5 separate regions of the Homo sapiens genome follow, and all the other regions are linked to region 2. Evidence: chromatin contacts called from ENCODE Hi-C or POLR2A ChIA-PET data. All regions are on one chromosome and are shown on one strand. Each heading gives the region's core, a stretch centred on a gene start or an enhancer-like site at or near the end of the contact. The rest is flanking DNA. Distances are from core to core; before and after follow the strand shown. Region 1 holds the start of TUT4 (terminal uridylyl transferase 4). Region 2 holds the start of KTI12 (KTI12 chromatin associated homolog). Region 3 holds the start of ZYG11A (zyg-11 family member A, cell cycle regulator). Region 4 holds the start of SHISAL2A (shisa like 2A). Region 5 holds the start of RNF11 (ring finger protein 11).

Region 1 (5,278 bases), core at 1,247-3,746, 520 kb after region 2:
GGCTCAGGCAAACCTCCTACCTCAGCTTCTGGGACTACAGACGCACACCACCACGCCCAGCTAATTTCTTTTATTTTTTGGCAGTGACAAAGTCTCACTATGCTGCTCAGACTGATATCAAACTCCTACGCTCAAGCAATCCTCTCGCCTCCACTTCCCAAAGTGCTGAGATTACAGGCGTGAGTGAGCCACCTGGCCAGGCCCTACAGGTAAGTGTTGGTTATTTTGTTTCTCTGAAACTAGAAACTTTAACAGTGAATAAATTCAAACACCTTTCTTGATCAACAGATCCTGATTTGACATTCTGTAGAGAACACAACATAATTAATGGTACTTATTTTTATGTCAAGATTAACTTTGAGATAAAAAAGAATTCTAATTACTTACTCTAAAATGAATCTGCTGAGAGCTAATAAAAATTCTCTTTAAACAGCTCTTTGTTAATCAGAGAAATTTATAATTATACATTTTGATTCTAAAAGGTCTAAAATTAAAATGTAGACACTGTACTGTTCTAGCTCCAGCAACTAAAAATAAATGTAATTTTAGGTGTCACTTAGAATTTATAAACTTGAACTTATATGCATGACAATATTTGTTAATTTATCTGTACTAACAACTTGGCCTATGACAATGAAAATACTTTAAATTTCTTTTCTGTATTTAAATGTTTGCTGGATTTAAAACATCAAATGTCATTAACTTTCACTTCCATTTCTGAATTATTTTAAGAAAACTTCATTTTTCATTTTCCACACTAGCCAAGTGAAAAACTGCAAGCAGCAGAAAAATTTATCTAAGAGTTTTAAAAGTAAGTTTCTTTTGTTTATATTAAATATAAATATTTTTAAAGCATAAAACGACTTAAAATTCTTATCTTCCCCAAAGTATATGGTTTCTAAGAAGCAATCTTTAAAAATTTGTTTATAAAAGCAACATAGCACACTAGACACTAATGAGTTATCTTAAGCACAGCTTTTTAAGAGAATCAATATTTCATTTTACCAGTTGTGACTAATCAGTACTACGATGCAGTGTAGTGACATACATGAGTTCTAAGCCTAAAGAAAATTTCAGCGCGCTCGCGCGCGCACACACACACATACACACACACACACAAAGTCGGCTTTTCTTTTTAAACCATCCCACAATTCAACACCTCTCGGTGGTATTCTCTGAATTATCATATCTGGCTGGGATTATCCAATTTTATTAGCTAACAGTTCTCATTACTTTAAAAACAGAAACAGGATATGTTCTGTTTCATCAAGTGCTACAAACATTTCGCTGCTGTAAGACTGGAGGGAAAAAATCTTTGGAAATAAAAGGCCATCTGATCCACTCGGGCTAATTACTAAATGCATGCCAACAATACACAATTCGAATTGCATTTCTGGACACAATTTAAGATCACGATAGGGCAGGTCAAATGTGTAAGGAACTACTACTTCTATCAAAATGAAGAAGCAGATATACGGTATCTAAGATCTCACGCAAAATTCATCTAAGACTTCGAAATCTTCTGAAAAGAAAATGTGTAATCAACGTTGTTAATACAACAGTAATTCATCCCATTCAAGTACGACTAGAAATCCCGCTGATGTGCTTCTTTCAGGTCTAAACATCTCATTCTTTCGCAATCCAGATACCAACAGGAGTCTGAAACCCTTCGCAGAGGCGTGCAACACACTAGGAGAGCGCTATCTGTTTACAAATACGAATCTCAGTTACCCACGTCAAAACCGCGCATTACCACCTTTCGACTGGGGGGCGGGGGAGAGAGAAGGCGGGCGAGCAAGAAACAAAATCCACACAGACACCTCTGCCTTCTCCCTACAAGGACGAGCCCGGGGAAACATTCAGTATGTATTATATGCGTGTATACATTTATATACATTATGTAGTCACCTATGTCTAAGCAAGGGTGAAAGAAAAAGGTACACATGACAGGGAATCGTAACTGGACCCAACAGAAATGTTCAAACCAATCCCGTTAACTCAAAATCCGCCCCGCTGGTCTACAACAGGTTTCGGTCCGGGACCGGGAGCCCCAGCCACAGTGTGGAGTTCGTCCCCAAAGCGCCCCAATGCCCTCCTCAGGCCGCCCAGGCCGCCGTCCCCACCTCCCTTATCTCAGCCTTCCCCTGGGACACCCGAAGCCCGTTCCAGGAAAGAAAGAAGTGTCAGGCCCCCAGGGGGCGGCTGAGACGCTCTCAGGCCAGGCCCCCGACACCTGCGAAGCGCGGCACCTGGGGAGGGCGAACCGGGGGCCGCCCGGCCTTCCCGAGCACACCCCCTCGGTACCCGACGCTGCCCCGCGGCCGGAACCTCGTACCTGCGAGGCCCGCGAGCTACAGGCGCGCGCGACGCCTCCTCATCTCAGTGGCTCCTGCTCTCCCTCCGCCTCCTGCTGCCGCCGCCGTCGCCGCTGCCGCCGCTGGAGGCCGGGACACGACTAGCTCAGGACTCCACCGCCATGTCCGCCGCGCCGCGAACTGCATTGTGGGGGGGAAGGGATGGGGAGGGGGAGGAGGAGGGAGAGGGAGAGGGAGAGAAAGAGGAGGACCCGCTGAGGGGAGGGGGCGAGGGAGAGCGGTTGCCGGGGGAGAGGGGGAGGGGAGAGGACAGAGCCTGTAATGGGGTCCTGGCCCGGGAGAGGAGGAGCTACGCGCAGAGGGAAGGGTTCAGGGGTGCCCCCTCCCTTCGTTCGGGGGGCCCCACAGGCACCGTTTACACCGGGGCGGGGGAGGGGGGAAACAGCACTGGGGGGAGGGGTCTCGTGGTGGCCGCGAAGAAACAATGGGGAGAAGGCCGAGGTAGGAGGATCGCGCACTCACACCCACGCGGAGGGAAGGGAGCGCGCGAGAGACACTCGTTAGCTCGCGAGGAGGGGGCGGGCCGCTGGCAGAGGGGAGGAGGGAGCCACCCGGGGCTCGCGGGCAGGGGCGGGGCCGCCGAGCGGAGGTCGCGAGGTCCCGCAGCCCGCCTGGGCGCCGCGGGTTAGCCGCGCTGATTCGCCCGCTTGCCGGAGTGGGTGGGGGTGGCGGGCGCCCCAGTGCTGCCCCAGTCTGGTTCCTAGTCTCTGCCGAGGCCCCCGAGCTGGAAGCCGAGCCCGAGGGCCGCCTCGGCGCCTCGCTCCCAAGGCTGCTCCCCCTGGGGAGGAAGGCCGGCCTGGAATGGGTACCCTCTGGCCTGGCACTCGGACTGGGCGTGGCCCGAGCCTCGGCGGACCCTCGGAAGCCCAAGCGGGCTTCGGAGCAACGGTAGGGAGCGGGGCAGAGGAAGCCGCCAGGGTCGACCCCCACCCACTCACCACGGCCTCCAGCCCACCGCAGCTGGACCTTTTTTCCTTTGAAAAGGCAGGCAGTTCAGGAATGAAGGAGCTCGAAGAGAAATCTCTGGAGCACTCCATCTCCCACCCCCAAAAGAGGTTTTAGAAATCATTTCTTTAGCTGCAGGCGGGCATAAAACCATCTACCATCAATGGGCCCCCTCATCCCCTTGCTTTTAACGTATTACATTCCTCTACATAATTATTTAAAGTCACGGGCGGAACGGACTTAAGGTTTTGTTAGTTTTGTTTTTTGTTGTTTTTTTTTAAGACCCCAGCCTCAGAGATTATTTAGCCAATCTCTGACCTCAAAGCTGGACAAAGCACACAACCTCTGTGCTCTGTGCCCAGTCCTTTGAGTTTGACACATGCTAGGCAGGAAAAAGGTATGAAAAGAGTGGACGTAGAGGTGAAGGGAAGATGTTAAATCTTAAGTATTTACAAGATAGTGCCTTATAAATTTTCTTATAATGTGACTCAGGCTGGGACTGGTTAGAGGTCACAGAGGGACGCTCCACTTCACGATAGCCCTGTGAGTTACGTACTGTTGCTCTCATTTACGGATGAAAAAACTAGGGTTCAGAGTTAGTGCATTTTACCCCAATCTGGCTGATGCTACAAGGCCCAGGTATAATGGATAGAGGACTGGATTTCAAGTCAAAAGAGCCCTACCTGGTTTTGGCGTTTATCAACATGATGCCTTTGAGCAAATGTACCCTCTTGAGTTTCCTCATCTGCAAATTCTTAATCTGTATCCCTGCTTCGCTTGACTAGCCTGGAAACAAAGAAAAAATCCCTACTTCACCCGGCTGAAAGCCTAAAGCCTATAGAGACACTAAGAAGATACCGACATGCCCTTCAATTCAGTGATAGCAGTGTCCTTAGAACAAGTTCAATTGAGTAAACATTTCCTAATTACTTAAGAGCAAAGCGTTGTTAGGTGCCTAGGGAAACAAAGACAAATCATTGCTTCCTGTCTCCAAAAAGTTCCCCATTGAGCAAGCAGGTGAGCTACAATAAAAGCAACAGGTCTTATTAACAAAGGGCTGGGCAAATCCAGAGGAGAGTGTGATAAATTCCACTTTGGTGAGACTTCCGTGGAAGAACTAAAAGCTGGACCTTGAAGATCTGTCTGCTGTGTGCCAGACACATGTCTGTGATTCAGAGGGCAGCATTGACTCTGGAGTGTGCAGAAGATAATGAATCTGGAAAAGAAAACTGGGGCCAGACTGAAAATTTCAGTGCCTCTCTGCCCTTATCCCCTCCAGATACTCTCTTCTACTACCTTGCTTATTCCCCAAGACCCAGCTCAACCTCTACCTTCTTTATTAAATCTTCCTGATTACCACCCCTCCTCTGCACTCCACTGAATGTGATCCCTCTATTCTCTGAATTCCGTGACCCCAATAGATTGTACACTTCAGCACAGATACTTACAAGGTATTCCTTCTGATACCTACATAGTTGTCGAGTTGAAAATTTTGACAACTATAATTTTATCATCACAGCTAGAGCAAGTATGGTTCTGACACAAAGAATAAGGAAATTTATGGAGTATAAGGTTTAATTCATGCCCAGGGTCATACAGTAAGTCACAGGCTGGACTAGAATACCAGCCCTGTATTCTTCCCATTGAACCACAGGTTTTTGAGATATAAAATGGTAAATGTCTGATTTCTATGTAAAAATCCTCTGAGGACTTAAACTTTCAAGGGAAATCTCATGATTGTGGTTAAGCCTCCAGTCTGGAAGTTCTGAAAACTTAGTTTCATCCAAACCCAGGTGAAAATAACTTGCAGTAAAAATCTTATTTCATTGTATCTCATGAGGAATATAATTACTCAGTGGATCAATATTCATATTCTGTTGTCTTCCTAGGTGAATAAGAAAACTTAGTAAAAAACTAATAATATTGAATGAAAAGGTGACTTGGTAAGTAAAATTATA
Region 2 (5,201 bases), core at 2,625-5,124:
TTTATTATATGACATTGTGCTGTATATGCATTATCTCATTTAAATCCTCAAAATAACCCTAGGGTAGATACTATTAATGGTCTCACAATAGAAATGAGAAAATTGAGATGCTCAATAGAGTAAATATTTGGCCCCATAAAATCTAGGTTCTAGGCCGGGCACAGTGGCTCACACCTGTAATCTCAGCACTTTGGGAGGCCGAGGCTGGAGGATCACTTGAGCTCACAAGTCCAAGACCAGCCAGGGCAACATGGTGAAAACCTGTCTCTACAAAAAAATACAAAACTTAGCCGGTCGTGGGGTGCATGCCTGTAGTCCCAGCTACTCACAGCACTTCACTCCAGCCTGGGAGACAGCCAGACCTTGTCTCAAAAATAAATAAATAAAAAAAAATAAAAACCCAAAACAAAAACCTAGGTTCTGCCACTTACTAGCTAACTCAGAAGTCCGACTCCAAAACCAATGTTCTTTCTGACGGTTACAGTCTACTTCAATTTAGAATGGTAATCCAGAATCCATGGTTAGACCCAATTCAATCAATAACCAACTTAATGAAGGTTGGAAAAAGCCTTTTGAGTTTGCCTCATCCAGACTTCCATTTCACACATGAATCCTGTTTATCAGAAACAAAAGGTAGTATAGATTACCTGATGAGCAAGGAATATACCATCAACCAAGGCAGCCCATCTACCCTCTCTTTTAACAGCTCCATAGTTTCAGAGCATGCATGTTTTCGAATGTCTTGCTTTCTCTTTTCTCCCTGGCAAACATCTGTTTATCCTTCTAGAGCAGGGGTTGGCAAACTAGGGTCTGCAGGCCAAATCCAGCCCACCGTCTGCTTCCGTAGGGCCCATGATATGCAAATATTTTGTTGTATATTTTTACATTTTTCAATGTTTGCAAAGCAAATCTAAAGACTCCTTTGTGATATGTTAAAATTAATTGTAATTCACATTTCAGTGTAGTTTTATTAAAATACATTCATGCTTATTTGTTTACTTACCATCTATAAGTAGCAACAGCATTTGATGGTCCACAAAGCCTAAAACATTTACCATTTGGCCCTTTACTGACTTTATTCTACAGTGATGGTTCAAATGTTAACTCCTCTTAAAACCTTTCCAAAACCACCTCCCCCAACAGCTAGTTAGTCCTCTTCACCAGGTTTCCAAAGCATTTTGTCTTTTGTCATCATCCTCTGACCACCAGCCCATTTCATCCTATCTTTTTTTTTTTTTTTTTGAGATGGAGTCTCCTTCTGTCACCTAGGCTGGAGTGCAGTGGCGCGATCTCGGCTCACTGCAACCTCCGCCTCCCGGGTTCAAGCGATTCTCCTGCCTCAGCCTCCTGAGTAGCTGGGATTACAGGCACGTGCCACCACGCCCGGCTAATTTTTGTATTTTTAGTAGAGATGGGGTTTCACCATGTTGGTCAGGCTGGTCTTGAACACCTGACCTTGTGATCCACCCGCCTTGGGCTCCTGAAGTGCTGGGGTTACAGGCATGAGCCACCGCACCCAGCCTAATTCTATCTTTTACTTGTATTTCTCACCACATATCTCTTTTTGTTTGTTTTTCAAGACCCAGTTTCACTGCTGCCCAGGCTGGAGTGCAGTGGTGCGATCTCAGCTCACTGCAACCTCCACCTCCCAGGTTCAAGCGATTCTCGTGCCTCAGCCTCCAGAGTAGCTGGGATTACAGGCACACCATCACGCCCAACTAATTTTTGTACTGTTAATAGAGACGAGGTTTTGCCACGTTGGCCAGGCTGGTCTCGAACTCCTGACCTCGATTTTGGACTCCCAAAGTGCTGGGATTACAAGTATGAGCCACCACACCCGGCTTCTCACCACATATCTCAAGAGCAAAAACACTGTATCTAATTGGTCTTTGAAAATCACAGCCACTGTTAAAGTAGGTACCTACCATTTGTTCAATGAAATCAATGAAGAATGAAAGACAAGCTTACAATGATATTTGCCTTGAAATGCAGAATGAAGCAAAACAGTTACGGAAATTGTCATAATATAATTACTGTAGAGTAGCTCAAAACATCTACTCTCTCAGAACTATCAAAATACTACTTCACTTAAAGGCAGAACAATGACAAGTATACCTAAAATGTTACATGAAGTTACACAGGGAACATTAAGTGAAAGAGATTCCAGTAGACTATTTTAAAAGATTTTATTAGAGGAAATAATCTAGTAGATAACTTTCTTACTTCCACAAAAACAAAGTTTCTCAAGGATACAAACCAATGGATTTATCTGTGAACTCGGTCCCAGAATAGAAACTAGCAAAAAGTCAGTACAGTACTCAAAAAATACTTTTGTGGTATGAAAAAAGGGCAGGTGCAGATGTAGAACTGTACCATCTTCAGTTTCTGTTCACAATTGTTTTAAAACAATTCTCATCTATCCAGTCTGCTCTCCCACGCCTCAGATGAGGGAAGCCAATGGTCAATGCTCTGTGATAGCCCAAGTAGGATCCAATCTAGGTAATCCCTGTCCACCTTAGCTCTGTCCTCTGAGGGATTTGCCAGGTTGCACCACAATAGTTCTCCATTCTCTTTAGTCTGAACTTATGCTGTAAACCCAAGGCCTGGCACAGGGGTATGCAGGAAAGTTTGAGTGAATCAGTCACAACAGCTCTAGTACAGTACTGCATCGATATGCTCTGGAGACCTGCAGCCTATTTTTCCCAGAGAAATAAAGTGGAGTGGAGATCAGAAGCCATGGCTTCCCCCCTACCTCCTCTGGTCAGTGCAGGCTCTGGCTCAAATACTGAAGAAACATGTTGGCCAGTTGCGGCAAGTTCTCATTGTTGGGATGCATTTTAGTGTACGAAATAAACTGGCGACGAAGGCGACTCAGTTCTGCCATGGTCAAGGGCCGGGTAAACCGCAAGTGCTCTGTGGTACCAGGAAGCGTGAGCAAGTCCCCGGGGACAGCGCTCTTCTGCGCTTCCATCAATCCGGCCAGTACTTGACTCGTGACCTGGTCCAACTGGTGCAGAAAGCTGCCGGAGGCGAGGGGCTGGGACTGCGTAGACTGATGGGGTGGTGGGGCCCGGTTCTCAAACAGGGCAGAGCGGATCCCCGCCAGGGGCAACGGCTCCTCTAGGCCCACCAAAGTGAATAAAGGCCGGTCCCAGCGATTCCGAGAATCGGGAGCCTCAAAGCGCAGCGTTAGGGCCTCCAGGAGTTCGGGAGAGTAAAAGGCACCGGACCCATGCTTTGCAGATTTCTCTGAATCCGGAGTCACAAGAGCTGGAGACTCCGCAGCCCCGGATTCTTCTCGCTCCAGTTCCTTGGGTACGTCGGCCTGGGCACTTCCATTTACTACAGAGTCCGCAGTATGCAGTTCCCTGAGGACGCTGCTGCCCGCCGCCTGGGCTCTCCCGTCCTCCTCAGCGCGTGGCCGCCAACTCACACTGACGTTCCGGCCAGGGTTCTCGTTCGCGCCCGCCACCTGAGGTCCCGCGATCGGGCCGCCGGGCCGTACGCAGTAGACCAGGCAGAGCGGGGTGCGCGCCGCCCGTGCCAGGCAGTAGAGCTCGTAACGGAAACCTTTGATGTAGTTAAGCGAGTCCAGGATGACCACGTCGTGGCGACTCAGGCGCCGTTCCACGGAGGCTCGCAGAGCTCCACGCAATGCCTTCTCACGGGCAGAATCGCCGTACACCGCTGGGTCCTCTGCGCCCAGGACAGCTGCGTCGTCCACCACGTACACCGCGCGGCCCTCGGCAGCCAGCGCCACGCGCAACTCTTCAGCACGCCGGCTCTTGCCGCTGTACGGCAGCCCGCAAAACACCACGAGCGGCATCCTCTCAGGGAGCGACCATTGGCAACCGCGCTGCGCCAACTTCCGGGTTGTACGCGTCTCCGACGTAAGCCGGAAGTGCAAACTGCTCTTCCTGTCTCCCTTGACTTTTACAGACCCTCTTGTTTCTATGGAAACAGGAGTTCTACGCCAGCTAGGCCCAGGTTCAGCTTTCTCAGAAAGGAGATACAGAGACTATAATGGCATCAGTTATTTATGCCAAATGTTATAGGCCTCAGGAGAATGTGATCTTCCTGCAGCGAAAGACTGCCCGTCCATTTTATTAATAAGGCCTAAGGGGCATTAAATATTGTAAGCAATCAGCACTATATTTAGCATATAGAAGGCAATTAATAAATGCTGGTTCTCCTTCATTCCTCCTCTTAAACCTACTGGCTCTCAGTAAATGTTTATTCAATTACCATTTCAATCATTCAACATCTCCAAGGTTGGGAATTCAGAGATGAACATAAAACGCTTTCCCCACAAAAGATAAAAGGTCTGAATGGGAAGGATCAGGCGCCTACAATCAGAGTAATAAATACTATAATGGATAGATGCAGGTGAGGTTATAAAAGAACAGAAGGGAAAAACAAACTACCCAGAGAAATCACTGAAGACTTTATGTAGAAATAGTCATTTGACTTAGAACTTGAAAGACAAATAGGAATTTTTCTCCTTAGTAGGGTTGCCAGATAAAATACAGGATGCCCAGTTACATTTGAATTTCAGATAAACACCAAAAACATTTTTAAGCTTAAGTGTGTCCCAAATATTGCATAGACATATTTAAAATTATTTGGTGCTTATCTAAACTTCAAATTTAACTGGGCATCTTTAATTTATTATTATTATTTATTTTTTCTTTTTTAGAGATGAGGTTGTATGTTGCTAAGGCTGGTCTCAAACTCCTGGGCTCAAGTAATTGTGCCACCTCTGCCTCCCAAAGTACTGGGAATACAGGTGTGTGAGCCAAGGTGCCTGGCCTGCATCCTTTATTTTATTTTATTATTATTATTTTTTGAGATGGAGCCTCGCTCTGTCACCCAGCCTGGACCACAGTGGTATGATCTCAGCTCCCTGCAACCTCCACCTCCTGAGTTCAAGCGATTCTCCTGTCTCAGCCTCCCAAGTAGCTGGGACTATGGGTGTGCGCCACCATATCTGGCTAATTTTTGTATTTTTAGTAGAGACGGGGTTTCACTATGTTGGCCAGGCTGGTCTCAAACTCCTGACCCCAGGTGATCCACTGGCCTTGGCTTCCCAAAGTGCTGGGGTTAAAGGCATGAGCCACTGTGCCTGGCCATCCGTTATTTTTATTTGCTCAATCTGGCAACTCTATTATTGTAGGTTTGAGACCCAGAGCCATGAAACTGTT
Region 3 (5,616 bases), core at 1,859-4,358, 810 kb after region 2:
AAAGCCTATTTTTTTTTTTTTTTTTTTTTTTGAGACGGAGTCTCACTCTGTCGCCCAGGCTGGAGTGCAGTGGCGGGATCTCGGCTCACTGCAAGCTCCGCCTCCCGGGTTCACGCCATTCTCCTGCCTCAGCCTCCCAAGTAGCTGGGACTACAGGCGCCCGCCACTACGCCCGGCTAATTTTTTGTATTTTTAGTAGAGACGGGGTTTCACCGTTTTAGCCGGGATGGTCTCGATCTCCTGACCTCGTGATCCGCCCGCCTCGGCCTCCCAAAGTGCTGGGATTACAGGCGTGAGCCACCGCGCCCGGCCCTATTTTTTTATTTTTATTTATTTTTTAAGAAAGAGAGTCTCACTCTGTCGCCAGGCTGGAGTGCAGTGGCGTCATCTCGGCTCACTGCAACTTCCGCCTCCTGCGTTCAAGGAATTCTCCTGCCTCAGCCTCCCGAGCAGCTGGGACTACAGGCGCACACCACCATGCCCAGCTAATTTTTGTGTTTTTAGTAGAAACGGGGTTTCTCCATGTTGGTCAGGCTGGTCTCAAACCCCGACTTCAGGTGATTCACTTGCCTTGGCCTCCCAAAATGTTGGGATTACGGTGTGAGCCACTGCACCCAGCCACTTTTATTTACTTATTTTTACTTTTTGCAACAAAGTCTCGCTTTGTCACCGGGGCTGGAGTGCAATGGCGCAATCTAAATTTACTGCAACCTCTGCCTCCTGGGTTCAAGCAAATCTGGCTCAGCCTCCCAAGTAGCTGGGATTACAGGGATGCGCCACCATGCCCAGGTAATTTTTTTGTGTATTTTTAGTAGAGATTGGGTTTCACTATGTTGGCCAGGCTGGTCTTGAACTCCTGACTTCAGGCGATCCACCCATCTCGGCCTCCCATAGTGCTGGGATTACAGGCATGAGCCACCGTGCCTGGCCTCATGTGTTACGTTTTAAATTAATTGGTTTAATAATAAGAGCTTAAATAAAATATTTTGTCAGAAAAGTGAAAAACATAATGCCTTTTATTTAGTTCATGTGACTTGGGTAATCTTTGGGAAATAAAGATGGGTTTAAAGATTATTGATAAAATACAAATGTCTTCAAAATGTAAACATGTGGTCAAAATTATGTTCAAATATTAGGTTTGCTAAATGCTTTAAGGTCATAAACTGCTTCCTTGGCTTTTGAAAATTGTTTAACTTGCCTGTTTTCTAGCTCGGTAAGGCCTGGGACATATGCAGTTGGCCACACCTCTAGATATGCTGGAAATAGTCAAACCTTATGAGAACATAACTTACCAGGTTCTATATTAAAGTTAAAATTGCTGAAATTCACACTTCAGCTGTAATAGGAAATATCCTCTCCATTGGGCAAAAGCCGAGGAAATGACTGTAACTTTCCTTCATCCTCGTCATTTACATAGGGCATACCCCAAGTAGAGGGTATTTAAACTCCCAAAAATTCTGTAACGGGGTCTTTGAGCCCCAGTGCTCGGGCCCACTCCCACATTGTGGCATTGTGGAGTGTACTTTCATTTTCAATAAATCCCTTCATTCCTTCCTTGTTTGTGCGTTTTGTCCAATTCTTTGTTCAAGACACCAAGAACATGAACACCCTCCACCGTTAACAAAAGCATATTGGCGGGGGCACGGTGGCTCACGCCTGTAATCCCAACATTTTGAGACGCCGAGGCGTGCGGATCACCAGGTCAGGAGATCTAGACCATCCTGGCCAACATGGTGAAACGCTGTCTCTACTAAAAATACAAAAATTAGCCGGGTGTGGTGGCGCGCGCCTGGAGTCCCAGCTGCTTGGGAGGCTGAGGCAGGAGAATCACTTGAACCCAGGAGGCGGAGGTTGCTGTGAGCTGAGATCGCGTCACTGCACTCCAGCCTGGGCAACAGAGCGAGACTCCGTCTAAAAAAAAAAAAAAAAAAAAAGCATATTGATTGGACTTGCAGTAAGAAAACTCAATTTTGACTCCCAGGTTGGCCACTCATCAGCTGGCCAAAAAACGTGTTGTCTATTCAACCTGTCAGTTCTTCAGTTTCCCTGTGAGAAAAATGGGGATGATACCTACAGCACAGGATTTTTTTTCTTCTTGTAGTAAGTGGATTAAATAAAAGAATAAATAAATGAAAGAAAAGCATTAGGCAAAGTACTTAAAAATAATTTTAACATCTGAATCCAATCCACTTATCAAGGACTTACTATGTAAAAAGCATTGTGATGTGTTTTACATACATTATTTAATCCTTACATTAAGTCTGTGAGATAAAGCATTCTCATTCTATTTTACTGATGAGGAAGTTGAGCTTCAGAGACATCAAGAATCTTGCTCCAGGTTCTCAAACACTAGATGGCTGAGCGGGCATTCTAATTCAGGATTCAAACTCCAAGGCTCATGCTCTTGAGAACTTTCCTTTTCCAAGGTATTGCTTTCTCTTAAATTAGCTAATGTGTACTAACTTGTGGAGTTTCTTTCCTGGAGAAAGTTAGAAGGGTCTCTCGGGGTTTCTTTCTTGGAGCAGGTTATAAGGGTCTTCTCGAGTACTTTTTAAGTAACAAGAAAGCTAAATAGATTTTTTGGTAGATACTTGCCAATATTTTGTATTCGTTTTATATTTGATTTATCCAGATACTCTAAGGAGTTGAAACAGAGAGGACCGTTAGAGAGGTGCTGTTGCCAGATTTTCAGGGGCAAAGTCTTTGAAATATATATTTTAATGTATGAAAGCTTTAAAAAATATATACATATATAGAAATAATGAATATGTGTGTGTGTGTGTGTGTGTGTGTGTGTGTGTGTGTGTGTACATGTATATATATATACAGTATTCCCCAAACCTACACAGCCGGTCCTCGGGGAATATCCTCTCAAGCCCTGAGGTGCAGGGCTGGGAAGGAGTGGGTGAGCGGCTGGGTCGTGGCAGGTTGGTCTGGGGAGGCTGGGGAGGCTGGGGAGGCGGGAGGAGAACGGTTGGCCCCGGCAGCGGCGTGTCGGAGGGCGGATGGGGCTAGGAGGCCGCCCGGGGGGTGGGGTCTGCGGCGGGCCGGCCCCCGCGTGCGCGTCGCCTCGCCGGGCATTTCAAAAGCTCGCCGGCAGGGCGCGGCGCTAGCTCCGTGTGCCTCGCAGGCGTGGTGGGCGCGTCCTGGCAGCCGCCCGCTTGGTTCTCGCGGGATCCGGGCTCCGGCTCGACGCCGGCTCTCTTTTTGACGCCCCGCCGCCGGGGTTGCCATGGTTCATTTCTTGCACCCGGGCCACACGCCCCGGAACATCGTCCCTCCTGACGCTCAGAAGGATGCCCTGGGCTGCTGCGTGGTACAGGTGAGCACCGGGGTGCGGGCGGCGACGCGGACCTCGGCGCCACGTCCAGCTCCGGCGAGCGCGGCGAGTCTCCTGGGACGCTGCCGAGGCACTTGCTGGGGAGTGTGGCCCGCGCGGGGCTGCGGTCTAGATGCCGAGCCCCTTCCAGGCGCAGGCGTCGCTGCGGAGGTGCGTTGTCGGGGGAGGCGGCCTGGGCGCCGCGGAGCGGGGGGTGCTTTTCTGCGCCCGGCGAAGCGCGTGGAACTTGCGCCCTGAGGCAGCGCGGCGAGAGCCCAGTCCCAGAGACCGGGGCGAGCCTCCTCAGGATTCCTCGCCCCAGTGCGGGCTGCTGTGAGCTTAGACGTAGGTGCAGGGCATGGCACTCGGCTTGGCCCGTAGTGGACGGTGTTTTTGCAGTCATGAACCCAAACGCCGCAAACCTTGACCGTTTCCCCACCCGTGTTGTGGACGCAGCGCCCCGCGGAGGCGGTGACCCTTTGGCCGTTACCACCTGAGGCCTTTGGGCCCGGGGCCGGGCGAGTAGCTTAGTCCGGCTGGGGGAACTGGAACCCGAAGTCTGAGATTCTTTCAGTTCCGCGCGTCCGCCCCCGTCCCCGTCCCGTCCCCAGCCTTTGCCGAATGCCTGTTACTCTTAGCTCTGGACAAAATGCAAACCCAAAGAATGTGTGTTTAGCGCCTGCTGTGTGTTAAGTGTCGCCTTTCTTTTCTTTCTTTCTTTTTTTTTTTTTTTTTGAGACGGAGTCTCGCTCTGTCACCAGGCTGGAGTGCAGTGGCGCGATCTGGGCCCACTGCAACCTCCGCCTCCGGGGTTCAAGCGATTCTTCTGCCTCAGCCTCCCGAGTAGGTGGGACTACAGGCGCGTGCCACCATGCCCGACTCATTTTTTGTATTTTTAGTAGAGACGGGGTTTCACCATGTTGGCCAGGATGGTTTCGAACTCCAGACCTCGTGATCTACCCGCCTCGGCCTCCCAGAGTGCTGGGATTACAGGCGTCAGCCACCGTGCCCGGCCAAGTGTCGCCTTTCTAAAGCAGTCTGGTAACCCCTAGTCTTTTGTAGGCTTTGCTAGGCTCCATTTTACCGATGTAGGGAAGTTGGGAGCTCTGAAATTTAGTTGACTTGCTCGTGAACTTGAATTTCACCTCAGGTGTTCAGACCTCTGGCCCCACTTTGGAAAAAACCCGCCAAGGGCCACCCTTGGGGAACTCGAGGGATTGAGTGGTGAAGGCTCGACCCAAAATTTATGGAGAGAAGGAAATGTTCTGATTAAGGTTGTGCTTTACATATTAACGCCTTGTTGGAAGACTTTGTGCCCTGCAGTGATCTAGCCTGTAATCTTTTGAACTCATTTAGAAAAGTTATATAATTTGTGGATTTGTAATTAATGGAAAACTTGGATTTTTTACGTGTGTGCTAGCATCGTCTCAAGCACATTTTTTCCTGCTTGGAATCGAAACAAGATTTCTTTACAAAAGTACTCACACCCATTTTCTCTGTCTAGTTCTGGGTATATCTCATTTTCTTTGTTAAGGATTTTATTTATTTTTAATTAATTATTTTAATTACACAAATATTGCATGAATACTTTTTTCCCTATGAAACATACATACAATTATTTCCATTTATGTCATTTTAATCTTCTCTTAGCAATGTTTTGTAGTTTTTAATATAAAAGTCTTTTCACATTTTGTTAAATTTGTTCCTGTTCTTGATACTATTGTAAATACTTTTTTTTTTTGAGACGGAGTCTCCCAAAGTGCTGGGATTACAGGCATGAGCCACCGTGCCCGGCCAGCAAATATTTTTTAAAACTTTATATTACCTTGTGTATATATAAGAATACATAAAATTGATTTTTGTATATTGATCTTGTATCCTACAGCCTGGCCAAAGTCACTTAGTTTTCTTTATTTTTTTGTAAATTTTTAAAGATTTTCTACACAGTCATATTATTTTCTTTTTATCCTTTTAATTTTTTATTTTTAATTAAGACGGTGGTTTCCCTATTGTCCAGGCTGGTCTTTGAACTCCGGCTCAAGCAATCCTCTTGCCTTGGCCTCCCATATCTTTTCAATTTTTTGCTTCATGAATTTTGAAGCTATTAGTAAGTTCGTATGCATTTAGGAATGTTAATTCTGCTTGATGAATTGGCCCTTTTATCATTAAGAAATGTCCATCTTGATCTCTAGCAATATTCTTGTCCAGAAGCCTCATTTTTTCTGACAGTGTAGTCACTCCAGTTTCCTTGTGTCTAGTGTTTAACAACTGTATGTTTTAAATTGTGTCTCTTGTAA
Region 4 (5,801 bases), core at 966-3,465, 600 kb after region 2:
ACGATAGTATTAGTAGTGCTTGTGACTTTGTCACCAATAGAAATCACAGATATTTTCATATTGTATTACAGTAGAGACATATTGAAATACTAGTTATTTTCATTCACCACTTCAAAATTATAGTAATTAATAGACTCATCTCTAGATCTTATTGACACTTTTTAAAAAGTAGGACAAATCATGATTCAATATAATTGGTATCCTCTGTAACCCTAAATAATTTTTTTTTTTAGTTAAAAACATTATTTGTGGCCTGGTGCGGTGGCTCACACCTGTAATCCCAGCACTTTGGGAGGCTGAGGTGGGTGGATCACTTGAGGTCAGGAGTTCAAGACCAGCCTGGGCAACATGGTGAAACCCTGTCTCTACTGAAAATACAAAAATTAGCCAGGCGTGGTGACGCATGCCTGTAATCCCAGCTGCTTGGGAGGCTGAGGCAGGAGAATCACTTGAACCCTGGAGACAGAGGTTGCAGTGAGCCGAGATTCCAGCCTGGATGACAAAGTGAGACTCCATCTCAAAACAAAACACAAAAAACAAAAACAAAAAAAAACCCACTATTCTGAATAGGGGTTCATAGGCTTCATCAGACTGCCAAGGGGGACATGGAGACAGACATGGGTATCAGCCCTGCCTGGGCCATTGATCGCTGTGTGGTATTGGACTTGTTATTTCAGGCACATTCACCCCTGCGTGGCTCACCCCAGAGGGCTGTTGGGAGGAACAAATTAATTCTTGGCTGGGAGAGGGTTTTGGAAATTGTTGGAGGCTTTCTAGTTTTGCCAAAAGCCAGGGCAGAGCGCTTTCTTCCTCCCAGCTGATCTCCAGGCCTCCAGGAAGCCTCTCCCTCCCAGAGGATTCCTCCCCTGTACTCTCCATCTGATAAAGAGGCTGAAGTGCACCCTCATTAGTGTAGGCTCTCCAGCTCCCAGTCTGCTCAGACCCACAGCTCAGGGGAGGAATGTTCTGGAGGATAATAACAGTTCCCTCCAGCTTTCATATTTGACCTTACAGTGACTCTTGAGGACACCGCCTCCCTCAGAGCCCTCCCCTGCTTCCTCAGATGGTGCCCCTCTGTGTCCAGGTCCTTGCATTTCCCTTTTTACTGCCCTGTGCTGTGATCGTCAGTCAGTCTGACTCCTCCATCAGACTGTGTGTTTCTCAACGGCAGGCCCAGATCTGATCCCTCTCAGGGGCCCTAGGGCCCACCCAGGTCAGGGCAGCGGCACAATCAGCATCTGAGGAGCTGGCCTGGGTGAGGACAAGGAACCCAAAGCTCAGAGAGAAACAGCAGGGAAGGGGTAGAGCTGGGCTGGAGCCCAGATCCCCTGATACCCACGGCCCGTTCCCCACACGTCCAAACCAAGGGCGAAGGAATCGGGGGTGCCCGAGGCACCACAGTAACTATTTCCTACCCTACCCACTGCTGTGAAAAATGTAGAGCTAAGGCACTGAAGGTGCTGTATGAAGCCCTTCCAGATGGCGTAAGGCAACAGGGTACATGGGGGAAGCCAAGGCACTGAGAGCCCCTTCAGACTGTGGTTCTCTGATGCTAGTGAGAACACTGCCCTTGTTCTCTGGAAGTAATTTTTCAAAATGGACAGGTCTGCTGACTTTCTTTGCTGGTCAGTGTGGGGAAGGAGGTTACCGTCTGGGCCCATCCACACCCATATTCGGCTCCTTGTCCCAGGCCAGTGGCAGGCAGTATGAACAGAAGAGTGTGGACATTGTCCGTGCACGAGCTAGCTCTCAGCGAGACTAGCAGGGACTCCAGATGATGAGGACATCTAAAAGCCCGCTAGAAAAGAGGCACCATGAAAGCCGCAGAAAGAGCAAGGACTTCCTACTAGGCCGCCCCCGGTTAAAATCTCGTGGGCTTAGGAACTCCGGGAAATGGCTTCTCTCTGGCCCTCAGCTCTCACCTTTAACACGGATGCGAACATCCCCGGGCCCCTGGGTTTTTGCGGAGGTTGGGTGAGGTTGTGTTCACTCTCCTCACTGACCCCGCCGTGTGGTCGCCGGCTGGTGCCTTGTCTGTCTGCCCCAGCCCCGAATGCCCCGAGACTCCCGGCGCCGGCTCGGTGCAGGTAAGGCGCCCGCGCCCTGGCCTCGAATTCCCGCCCCGCCACTCTGGCCGCGTCGTGCTGTCGTTGCGCACCCAGCGCCCTCGTGCAGGCAGGGGGAGCGCAGTGGGGAGGGGGCAGGAAGCGCAGGCAGAGCCAGGCGAGCACGCGGCTCCCGGCCCAGCTCCCCGCGTCCGCTCCGGCTCCTGCCGCGTTCCAGCAGCCGTCACTCCCGCCGCCGGCCCCCGCCGCCCGCCCCGCCTGCCCCTACCCCTCCGCGCGGGCCGGGCACCTGGCCGCCGCTCGGTCCTCGGGGCCCCGCGCTGCTGTCTCTGTCTCGGCTTCTCTCGGCCCCTGGGTCTCTTCGTCTCTGCCGTTCTCAGGCTCAGCTCCGTCTCGCTCGGTCCCTCGCTTCCCCGCCGGGCTCTAGCCGGCCGTCTGGTGGCCCGAGGTGGCGGCGGGCTGGGCGCGGGGCGCGATGAGCGGCGCCTGCACGAGCTACGTGAGCGCAGAGCAGGAGGTGGTGCGCGGCTTCAGCTGCCCGCGGCCGGGGGGCGAGGCGGCCGCTGTCTTCTGCTGCGGCTTCCGCGACCACAAGTACTGCTGCGACGACCCGCACAGCTTCTTCCCCTACGAGCACAGCTACATGTGGTGGCTCAGGTACCGTCCCTGGCCCTCACCCTACCTTGAACCCCACTCCAGTCTCAGCGCCTTCACCCCAGCCTCAGCCCCCACCCGAGTGTCCACCTGAACATCAGCAGCAAGCTCTAGTCCTTACCGTCCTCATGCCCACAGCATCAACCACCCCGTGAAACCCCATCTCAGCTCGATTTCCTCATCCTGACCCCAACCATTATTTAGAGCCATGCTCGGACCTCCCCCTCCTCTAATCCAAAACAATCCTCACTCTATCCCCACCCCAAACTTCATTCCATCACCACCCTCATCCCAACCCCAAATCACATATCAAGCCTCCCCCTAACAGCAACTTCCATCTTCAAACATTCACAGGCAGCCCAACTCCACCCCAATCATCATCCCACCAAGGTGCCCTTCCTAATATCAACACCAGCCTTATTCCTGACTTTCCACACTCCCCAGTACTGACCCCAGACCTTATTCTATCACCAGCCCCAACCTCCTCTTCTGTCCTGCCTGCAGTCCCACCTCAGCTCTTCTCCCACATCCTGACTCCAAATATTATTAATATCTAGATCTACATCCAAACCTCAACCTCCAGACTTAACCCTCGCCTGGTGCTACACCCCAACCCCAGCCTCAGCCCAGCGTCAACCCTTGGTTCCCTTTTGTATTTAGTCATTCTTTCGGGCACTCTCTACTGAGCACTTGGTGTGTGCCAAGCCCTGTGGTGAGTGCTGGGGATGTACCCCATCCTCAAGCTAAGGCAGAAGACTCGGGAGTCAGAGCTGCCTCCAAGTTCATCATGAGACAATGGCATAGTGCAGAAGCTAGCTCAGGCCATATTCATAGAAGTGTTGACTCTCCACCCATAGGACCTCAGTTTCCCCATTTGTTCAGGGAAGAGGTTGCATTCCTGGAGCCTAAGTGTTGGCTTGAGAGGGTAATAGGTCTCAATCCCCCTGGGTCTCCAAAGGCCTTACCTGGAGAATGGAACTTGATCCTCAGCCTACTTTGGGAAACAGGCATCAGCAAAAATTGAGTGGGCCATCTCAGTAGTTAGTGATTTTCCTGTCCCTGGAGGTATATGAGCAGAGGCTGCTGCCCTCTGGGTGGGAAAGGACAGTGTCCTATGCCACGAAAACTTCTCAAGTCTCTGGCTTTTCATCTATCAAACGGGCAGTAGGATGATCAATCATTGCCCTGATTTCTGACTAAGGCAGTGGTAACGGTCAAATGACATACATAACAGAGCTGAAATCAACTTGACATATGCCAATGACAATTACAAATATTATTGCTTTTTCTAGGTGACTCGATCCACAATTCTAAATGATTTTCAGATGGCCAGGTTATCAGATCCTACATATTTGTGCTATCTATAACCCAGGGAATTATATTAATGTATTTTCTGTTCATCCATATATTCATTCATTCATTCATTCATTCTAGCCTTTACTTTGTGCCAGGCACTTTGCAAGGTATTGGAGACACAAAAATCAATTATTCCCTGCCCCTGAGGAACTCACAGTTTATTTAGAGATACAATGGTATTCACTTGACAAGTTCATTTTGCTTGCTGCCCAAAAAAACCAATGCACTGAGAACAACAGGTTTTGCAGCAAAGAAAGAGTTTAATAATCACAGGGCCAACCAAGTGGCAAAATAGGACATAATTCTCAAATCCACACCCTCATTCCCCACCCCCCACCCCACCAGAGAATTCGGAGACTATGGTTTCTCAAGGAATGGTGGCAGATGGGGCTAGGGAATAGGGAATGCCAATTGGTTGGGTTAGGGATAAAATCGTAGGGGATCAAAGCTACCTTCTTGCACTGAGTCAGTTGCTGGGTAGGGGAGCTCACAAGACCAGTTGAGCCAGTTTATTGGTATGGGTTACTGGTCCAGGTGGCACCAACTGGTCTATCAAAATGAAAGGTCTGAAAGATACCTCAAACACCAGTTTTAGGTTTTACAACTCCTCCTATAGGAGGAGTTGAGGAGATTACAAATCATGTGACCTCCAGCTACACGACTCCTGAACCATAATTCTAACCTTGTGGTTAATTTGTTAGTTTAACAAAGGCAGTTGCAGTCCCTGAGCAAGGAGGGTGTTAGTTTTAGGAAGGGGCTGTTATCATCTTTGTTTTAAAGTTAAACTATAAACTAAATTCCTCTTATAGTTAACTTGGCCTGTGCCCAGGAATGAAGAAAGACAGCTCGTAAAGTTAGACACAAGATGGAGTCAGCTATGTCAGATTTCTCTCACTGTGATAATTTTTCTGTATCAGATTTCTCTTACTGTGATAATATTCACTAGGGCACTTTCACAACATTCACCTAAAGTGAAACAATGAAGTTTTGTTGAAGGCCCACTGTGTAGTTGGCATTGAGCTAGGCTCTGAAATAAGATGGCACTGACCTCCCTTGTAAGTACAGAGACAATGTGGAGCTTTGGGGCTGGTCAGAATCTGTCACTTATTATCTATGTGGATTGGAAAAGTTATTTAACTTCCTAGTATTTTCTCTCAACTTTAAAATGGTGATAGAGATATTTGTGTGATAGTACAGAGACAGTGTGGAGCTTTGGGGCTGGTCAGAATCTGTCACTTATTATCTATGTGGATTGGAAAAGTTATTTAACTTCCTAGTATTTTCTCTCAACTTTAAAATGGTGATAGAGATATTTGTGTGATAGTACAGAGACAGTGTGGAGCTTTGGGGCTGGTCAGAATCTGTCACTTATTATCTATGTGGATTGGAAAAGTTATTTAACTTCCTAGTATTTTCTCTCAACTTTAAAATGGTGATAGAGATATTTGTGTGATGGAATTGTAAGAACTAAGAGAAATAATGCACATGAAAGTGACCAGTGCATATGTTAGGTGCTCAATAAGAGAGTTCCCTTTCCTTGGTTCATAGGTGTGGGAAGTGAAATTCAGTGTGGAAGTGAATTGTCCGAGATCTCCTAGCAATATCATAGCAGACTGAGACTTAAAGAACATTACCTAAGACTATCCAAGGGTTAGATGCTCTCACACATTCACAACCCTGGCACTTCTCATTTTACACATGAGAAAACTTGAGAAAGGTTAAGTT
Region 5 (5,160 bases), core at 739-3,238, 800 kb before region 2:
TTCTTTCTTTCTTTCTTTCTTTCTTTTCTTTCTTTCTTTCTTTTCTTTCTCTTTTCTCTTTCTCTTTCTCTCCCTTCCTTCTTTCCTTCCTTCCTGCCTCCCTTCTCTCTCTCTCTCTTTCTCCTTCCTTTTTTTTTTGAGACTGAGTCTTACTCACTCCCTCGCCCACGCTAGAGTGCAGTGGCACAATCTGGGCTCACTGCGCTGCAACTTCCACCTCCCAGGTTCAAGCGGTTTTCCTGCCTCACCCTCCCGAGTAGCTGGGACTACAGGCGTGCACCAGCACACCTGGCTAGTTTTTGTATTTTTAGTAGAGATGGGGTTTCACCATGTTGGCCAGGCTACTCTCGAATCCCTGACCTCAAGTGATCCACCCGCCTTGACCTCCCAAATTGCTGGGATTACAGACGTAAGCCACCACGCCTGGCCCAAAATTATGAGTCTTTTCAAAAATTTTATATCAAAAAGGTGATATTTAATGTGGAATTTGAGTGCATTTAAATAAGATAGTGACTTCGTAGAATAGGGACTGCAGAGTAAGAGTGTTCAGACCCATTCGAGTTTAATATAGCCCTACCTCTAAGAATCCTTTCTGTTCCTCACTCAAATGAACTAATTGCTGTCTTTCAGTTCCTCTAAAAACCTTGGGGTCCGTGGCAGGGTGTGGGCTTAGGACTCACCTGATTACTTGTCTTCCCAGGTGGTCTCTGGGCTCTATCAGGAACAAGCCAGGTATGATCATCCTTTTCCCCAGTCCTTAGCGTGGGGTCTGGTATACACACGCACACACAACTTCAGTAAATGGTGAATGAAACGAAAGGCAGTCAAGATCCACCTGTTGAATGAACGTCTATCAGGAGCACTGTCATCCTTCTTGCTTCCTTCTTTTGCATATGTTGTTTGAGCTGCTCATTCAACCAAGGAGAGAGCATACTCTACCTTGGGCAGTGTGCCAGCCTTGCACAGAGGGACAGATGATTCAGCTTGATCAGGCTGTGACAGAGAAAAGCTCAGGGTCTGAGAGCACACAGGATGCGACTAACCCAGACTGGAGGGTCAGGAGAGTCTCCCCAGGGGAAATGAAGTTGCATCCAGAAGGATTCCTGAGAATAATGATTAGCCTGATGAGAAGCAGAAAGGTTGGGAGTGGAGGGAAGTGGGTTTCTGTGAGAGAAACAATATGGACAAAGGCCCCAGGCAGAGGCAATAGTATTCCAGATAACGAAAAGCATTTTAGAGAGTCTAGTTTAGAATTTGTGAAGGAGGTGACAATGCTGCTAATGAGATTGAAAGGGAGTCAGATTTGTAAACCATTTAAGGATTGTCTTAAGGACAGCCTTGAGGAGACACTGAAGGTTTTAACAGGAGAATGACATGATCCGATTTAAATTTTAAAAAGATAACTCTGTCAACTGTGCCAACAGTGAATTGGATGTGGGCAATGATGAACTCAGGAACAGCTGAGAGTCTATTGCAGAAGCCAAGGTGAGAGATGATGGTGGCTTGGACTTTGGTGCTGGGACTGGAAAGAAATGAACAATCTGATATACAACTGGAAGAATAATCTCTCTGGCTGTGATGTGGAAGGATAAGGACGTGATTGGACAGGCAGGGATGGTTCAGTAACGAGCTAGGACTTTATTGTGAAGGGATAAAGGGGAAGCTTTTAACATTTTAATCATGGGACTGATCCATTCCGATATGGGTTTATATAAATAGACCGCTTGGCGGAGGGTGGTGAGAAGACTGTCAGGCAGTGCACAGGTAAGAACTGAGCCCTAGACGGGGCAGGAGCAATGAATGTGGGGAGGCGCGGGAGACGGGAGATTGGTTTCGGAGCCAGGTACGGAGCCAAGCAGTCAGAGAGAAGCAAAAATTGACGCAGCACCGAGAACAGCTGCTAGTGGAGAGGGGGATGGGCGCCGCCGGAGCCGCCCTCGCCTCCTGGCGCCGGGGGCGGGACCAGAGCACGCACGGCGCGATGACGCAGTGCCCGAGCCGGCCTCGTTCTGGCTGCCGCCGTCTCGCTGAGGCGGAGTAGGATGAGGCCCGCGGCCGTGGCTCCGGCGTCGGCGGGGGCAGCAGCAGCTGAGGCAGCAGCTGAGGCAGCCGCGACGGCCGCGCCCCCCCCCGCTGACCTGGATTAGGCCCAGCAGCTCCGTGGCCGCCGCCGCCCCGCGGGGGGGCGGGGTGGGGAAGTGCTTCGTCTCCCCGCCCCCCCCCCCCCATCGCTGCCTCGCAGGAGGCGAACGCCGCGACCCCAGCGGAGCCCGCGGCCCAGCCTTGATCCCCCAACCCCGGGGGCTGGCATGAGCGGCCCCTCGGCGGCACCGTGGGGCGGTGGAGTCGCCTCCGCCTGATCCCCGGCCTGTCGCCCGACCCCACCTCGCCAACCGAGGCGGACCGCGGAGTGTGCGAACGACCCCACCGCTGCTTTCTCCTCCCCCAGATCACGCACCCCAGCTCCGGAAGATGGGGAACTGCCTCAAATCCCCCACCTCGGATGACATCTCCCTGCTTCACGAGTCTCAGTCCGACCGGGCTAGCTTTGGCGAGGGGACGGAGCCGGATCAGGAGCCGCCGCCGCCATATCAGGTAGGGGAGGGTGTGTGTTGGGGGGAGCGAGTAGAGGCAGCTCTGGCGGAGATTGAGGGGGCTTCGGGGCCGTCTCTGCCCCTGGCTTCGGCAAGGCCTGGCCTGGGCGGCATTGACCCCTTAGGGCTGGATCTGAGGGCATTTGCTCTCTGATCTCAGAGTAAGGTTGATTCTTCGCCTGCCCTCGGGCACCGTGTGGGGATGATACCCTCTGCCCTTGAGTTCTGGGATCAGAGTATGTGATCACATCCCCTTGGCCAGTGTCTGGTGGTTCGCTTGTGGAGTTTGGGAGTGACATTTTCCTGTCTTTATGTCTGAATCGTATGATTTCCTCATCGCACCGCCAACTGGATTATGGGTTCTGGATAGGTGGTTGCCAAGCACCACCCCCCCGCCCCATTTATGTTTTCATGTGTGGTCGTCCTCTTACCCACCTCCCTCGTCTTTTTGTTAATTGGATCTGGCAGGTTTTCCCTCTGCTTGGGAGACGGATCTCCAAGTGGTGATTTTAACCCTAGCGACATCGAGTTACTTGTGTGTGTGTGTATATATATATATATGTGTATATATATATATATATATATGTATATAAATTTTAATCCCTCCTCTTTTTGCTCCACCCATATGACACACCTTTTAAACGTGCTGACTTAAGAAAACTTGATTAGCTTGAACTTTGGAAACCTTTAAACCTGGCTTGGGAAATTCCTTCGGTTACTCGTGTTCTCCCTTTGTATCAAAGACTCTCCTAAATACGTTGTACTGCTTTTTGTACAATAATCAGTAGTCCCAGATGTGTTGCAGAATTCGAGTGAAGACCTCTTAAACTCAAAATAGGTATGTGGATGTTATAATCCACAATAGATGTGTGAAAACCTTTCCTGTACTTTTTCCATTTTAGATGATATTGAATACACCCTTTTCCAGAGGGCTTCAATAGTAGTAGTGCTTAATTTCTTCCTGAAGAGTTTAGTTTTCTGACTGGGTAGGCTCCTTTGTTGTTTCATGTGATGACATCATTATCTAGTGTTTTCTTTTCTCATTCCTGTGTAAACCAATGTCTCATCACACCAGAAAAACCTGATCATATATATGCTCGTTTTCTGAATAAAATTCTTCTGGGGGCATTTCATATATACCAGTAAGGTCCAGTCTTGATTGTGGTATTACAGAAGCCTCCATGACTTCTCCCTCTTACGTTCTATATTCCAGGCCTACCAAATACACCAGGCTGTTCACAGCTTTGTTTTGCTCCAGTTCCTCTCTGCTTGGAGCCCTTCGCCCGGGTCAGCCAGGTGGACATCTAATCCTCTTTGAGAACTCAGCTTTCATGTCTGAAGTCCCAGCATTCCCTTCCTTCCCAGCCCGAATCCCTTGTGTCCCCACTGAAACCTCTACACTTCCATAAGCAATATCTATAACACTTTAGTGTTGTATCTTTGTTAGATGTGTGTCTCATCCTTGTAATCGCCTCCTTCAGTGCAAGCTGCGTGAAGGTAGAGAATCTGTGTTTCCGGTTTGCTGTTGTATCCCTCGCATCTGCCTCAGTAGGGACTCAGTAACTGGGAGATAAATTACGAGTAAAAGCCCTTGAGAACAGGGACTCTCCCCTCGCTCAGTTTCTGGCACATAAGCACCTAAATGCTGAATTAATTAATGAAGTTGAATTTAGTATTTTCTGTATTTACACAAATATTTTTTCCAAAGTAAGTTGTCACAGGGTAGTCTCTTAAAAATCAAAGCTGAATCTGGGTGTCTTTACAAGTACCTTTGAGTGAAGCAAGCAAGCTATGTTTATCCTTCACTGTCTTTCCCTCCTATGTTTACTATACAACAAAAGTGCTTATTTAACTTTTTTTTTTTAATGAGATGGAGTCTCGCTCTGTCACCCCGGCTGGAGTGCAGTGGCACAATCTCACTGCTTACTGCAACCTCCACCTCCCGGGTTCTAGCGATTCTCCTGCCTCAGCCTCCTGAGTAGCTGGGATTACAGGCGCGTGCCACCACACCTAGCTAATTTTTGTATTTTTAGTAAAGACGGGGTTTCACCATGTTGGTCAGGCTGGTCTTGAACTCCTGACCTCAAGCAGTCCACCCACCTCAGTCTCCCAAAGTGCTAGGATTACAGGCATGAGCCACCGCATCTGGCATGAAGTTTTTATTTTAAAATCTCTTATGCTCCCTACCCTCACCCCCTTCTATTTTTAAAAAAATAGAGACAGGGACTCCTATGTTGCCTAGGCTGGTCTTGAACTCCTGGCCTCAAGCAAATTCTCCTGCCTCCTATCCCCTTTCTTAATTGAATATCTTTGACTTGTTCTCTTTCTCCTATCCTTATGATAATTGTACTATTAAAGGTACTAGAATTTATGGAAACTGTGTTTGCCTTTTCCAGAAGAACTAGGTGATGATGAGGGATGAGGGGTTTTTGGTGTCATGAAGGAACTTTTTTTGGAAATGTTATATTTTTGACAGTGGGAGTTTTTTATGGTTGCAGTTTCCTGAAGTGAATGACGCAGACTAATATACAAATTCAGTATCAATCAGAAGAAAATTACTTTAAAA

The links. A loop is a pair of places that touch in the nucleus more often than their neighbours do. ChIA-PET counts read pairs that join two places held with the same protein, here RNA polymerase II (POLR2A). Pooled maps may share reads with other maps.
Region 1: a pooled map shows a loop between it and region 2 (7-fold over the local background). The contact joins the promoter of TUT4 here to the promoter of KTI12 in region 2. A Hi-C loop is called at or near these places in 9 of 50 pooled maps. POLR2A ChIA-PET finds 5 or more read pairs at or near these places in 2 of 52 experiments (SK-N-SH and activated B cell).
Region 3: a map with no recorded cell type shows a loop between it and region 2 (5-fold over the local background). The contact joins the promoter of ZYG11A here to the promoter of KTI12 in region 2. A Hi-C loop is called at or near these places in 1 of 37 single-sample maps with no recorded cell type and 2 of 50 pooled maps. POLR2A ChIA-PET finds 5 or more read pairs at or near these places in 2 of 52 experiments (activated CD8-positive, alpha-beta T cell and naive thymus-derived CD4-positive, alpha-beta T cell).
Region 4: a map with no recorded cell type shows a loop between it and region 2 (4-fold over the local background). The contact joins the promoter of SHISAL2A here to the promoter of KTI12 in region 2. A Hi-C loop is called at or near these places in 5 of 37 single-sample maps with no recorded cell type and 6 of 50 pooled maps. POLR2A ChIA-PET finds 5 or more read pairs at or near these places in 2 of 52 experiments (OCI-LY7 and T-cell).
Region 5: a loop to region 2 is called in a map with no recorded cell type, with 16 times the contacts of the local background. The contact joins the promoter of RNF11 here to the promoter of KTI12 in region 2. A Hi-C loop is called at or near these places in 2 of 37 single-sample maps with no recorded cell type and 6 of 50 pooled maps.

Annotation. Positions count from the first base shown.
Region 1 is chr1:52,550,596-52,555,873 of GRCh38, forward strand. TUT4 (terminal uridylyl transferase 4) reads right to left here and starts at 2,497. Exons shown (of 30, transcript NM_001009881.3): 1 at 2,336-2,497. It overlaps LOC105378723 (a long non-coding RNA gene), which reads left to right. Exons shown (of 4, transcript XR_007066083.1): 2 at 85-209; 3 at 762-811; 4 at 1,646-2,242. RefSeq lists silencers at 2,110-2,439, 2,510-2,639, 2,680-2,789, 2,800-3,199.
Region 2 is chr1:52,029,936-52,035,136 of GRCh38, forward strand. It overlaps KTI12 (KTI12 chromatin associated homolog), which reads right to left and starts at 3,875. Exons shown (of 1, transcript NM_138417.3): 1 at 2,168-3,875. The coding sequence starts at 3,826. The coding sequence ends at 2,762. The region is part of intron 2 of TXNDC12 (thioredoxin domain containing 12); the gene reads right to left. RefSeq lists an enhancer at 3,582-3,881.
Region 3 is chr1:52,839,652-52,845,267 of GRCh38, forward strand. ZYG11A (zyg-11 family member A, cell cycle regulator) reads left to right here and starts at 3,109. Exons shown (of 14, transcript NM_001004339.3): 1 at 3,109-3,322. The coding sequence starts at 3,233. RefSeq lists a silencer at 2,859-3,188 and an enhancer at 3,690-4,283.
Region 4 is chr1:52,630,953-52,636,753 of GRCh38, forward strand. SHISAL2A (shisa like 2A) reads left to right here and starts at 2,216. Exons shown (of 3, transcript NM_001042693.3): 1 at 2,216-2,723. The coding sequence starts at 2,542. LOC124904178 (a long non-coding RNA gene) reads right to left here and starts at 2,503. Exons shown (of 2, transcript XR_007066084.1): 1 at 2,356-2,503. RefSeq lists silencers at 2,094-2,203, 2,294-2,483, 2,494-2,543.
Region 5 is chr1:51,234,285-51,239,444 of GRCh38, forward strand. It overlaps RNF11 (ring finger protein 11), which reads left to right and starts at 1,989. Exons shown (of 3, transcript NM_014372.5): 1 at 1,989-2,595. The coding sequence starts at 2,473. It overlaps LINC01562 (long intergenic non-protein coding RNA 1562), which reads right to left and starts at 812. Exons shown (of 2, transcript NR_147076.1): 1 at 681-812. RefSeq lists a silencer at 1,774-2,253.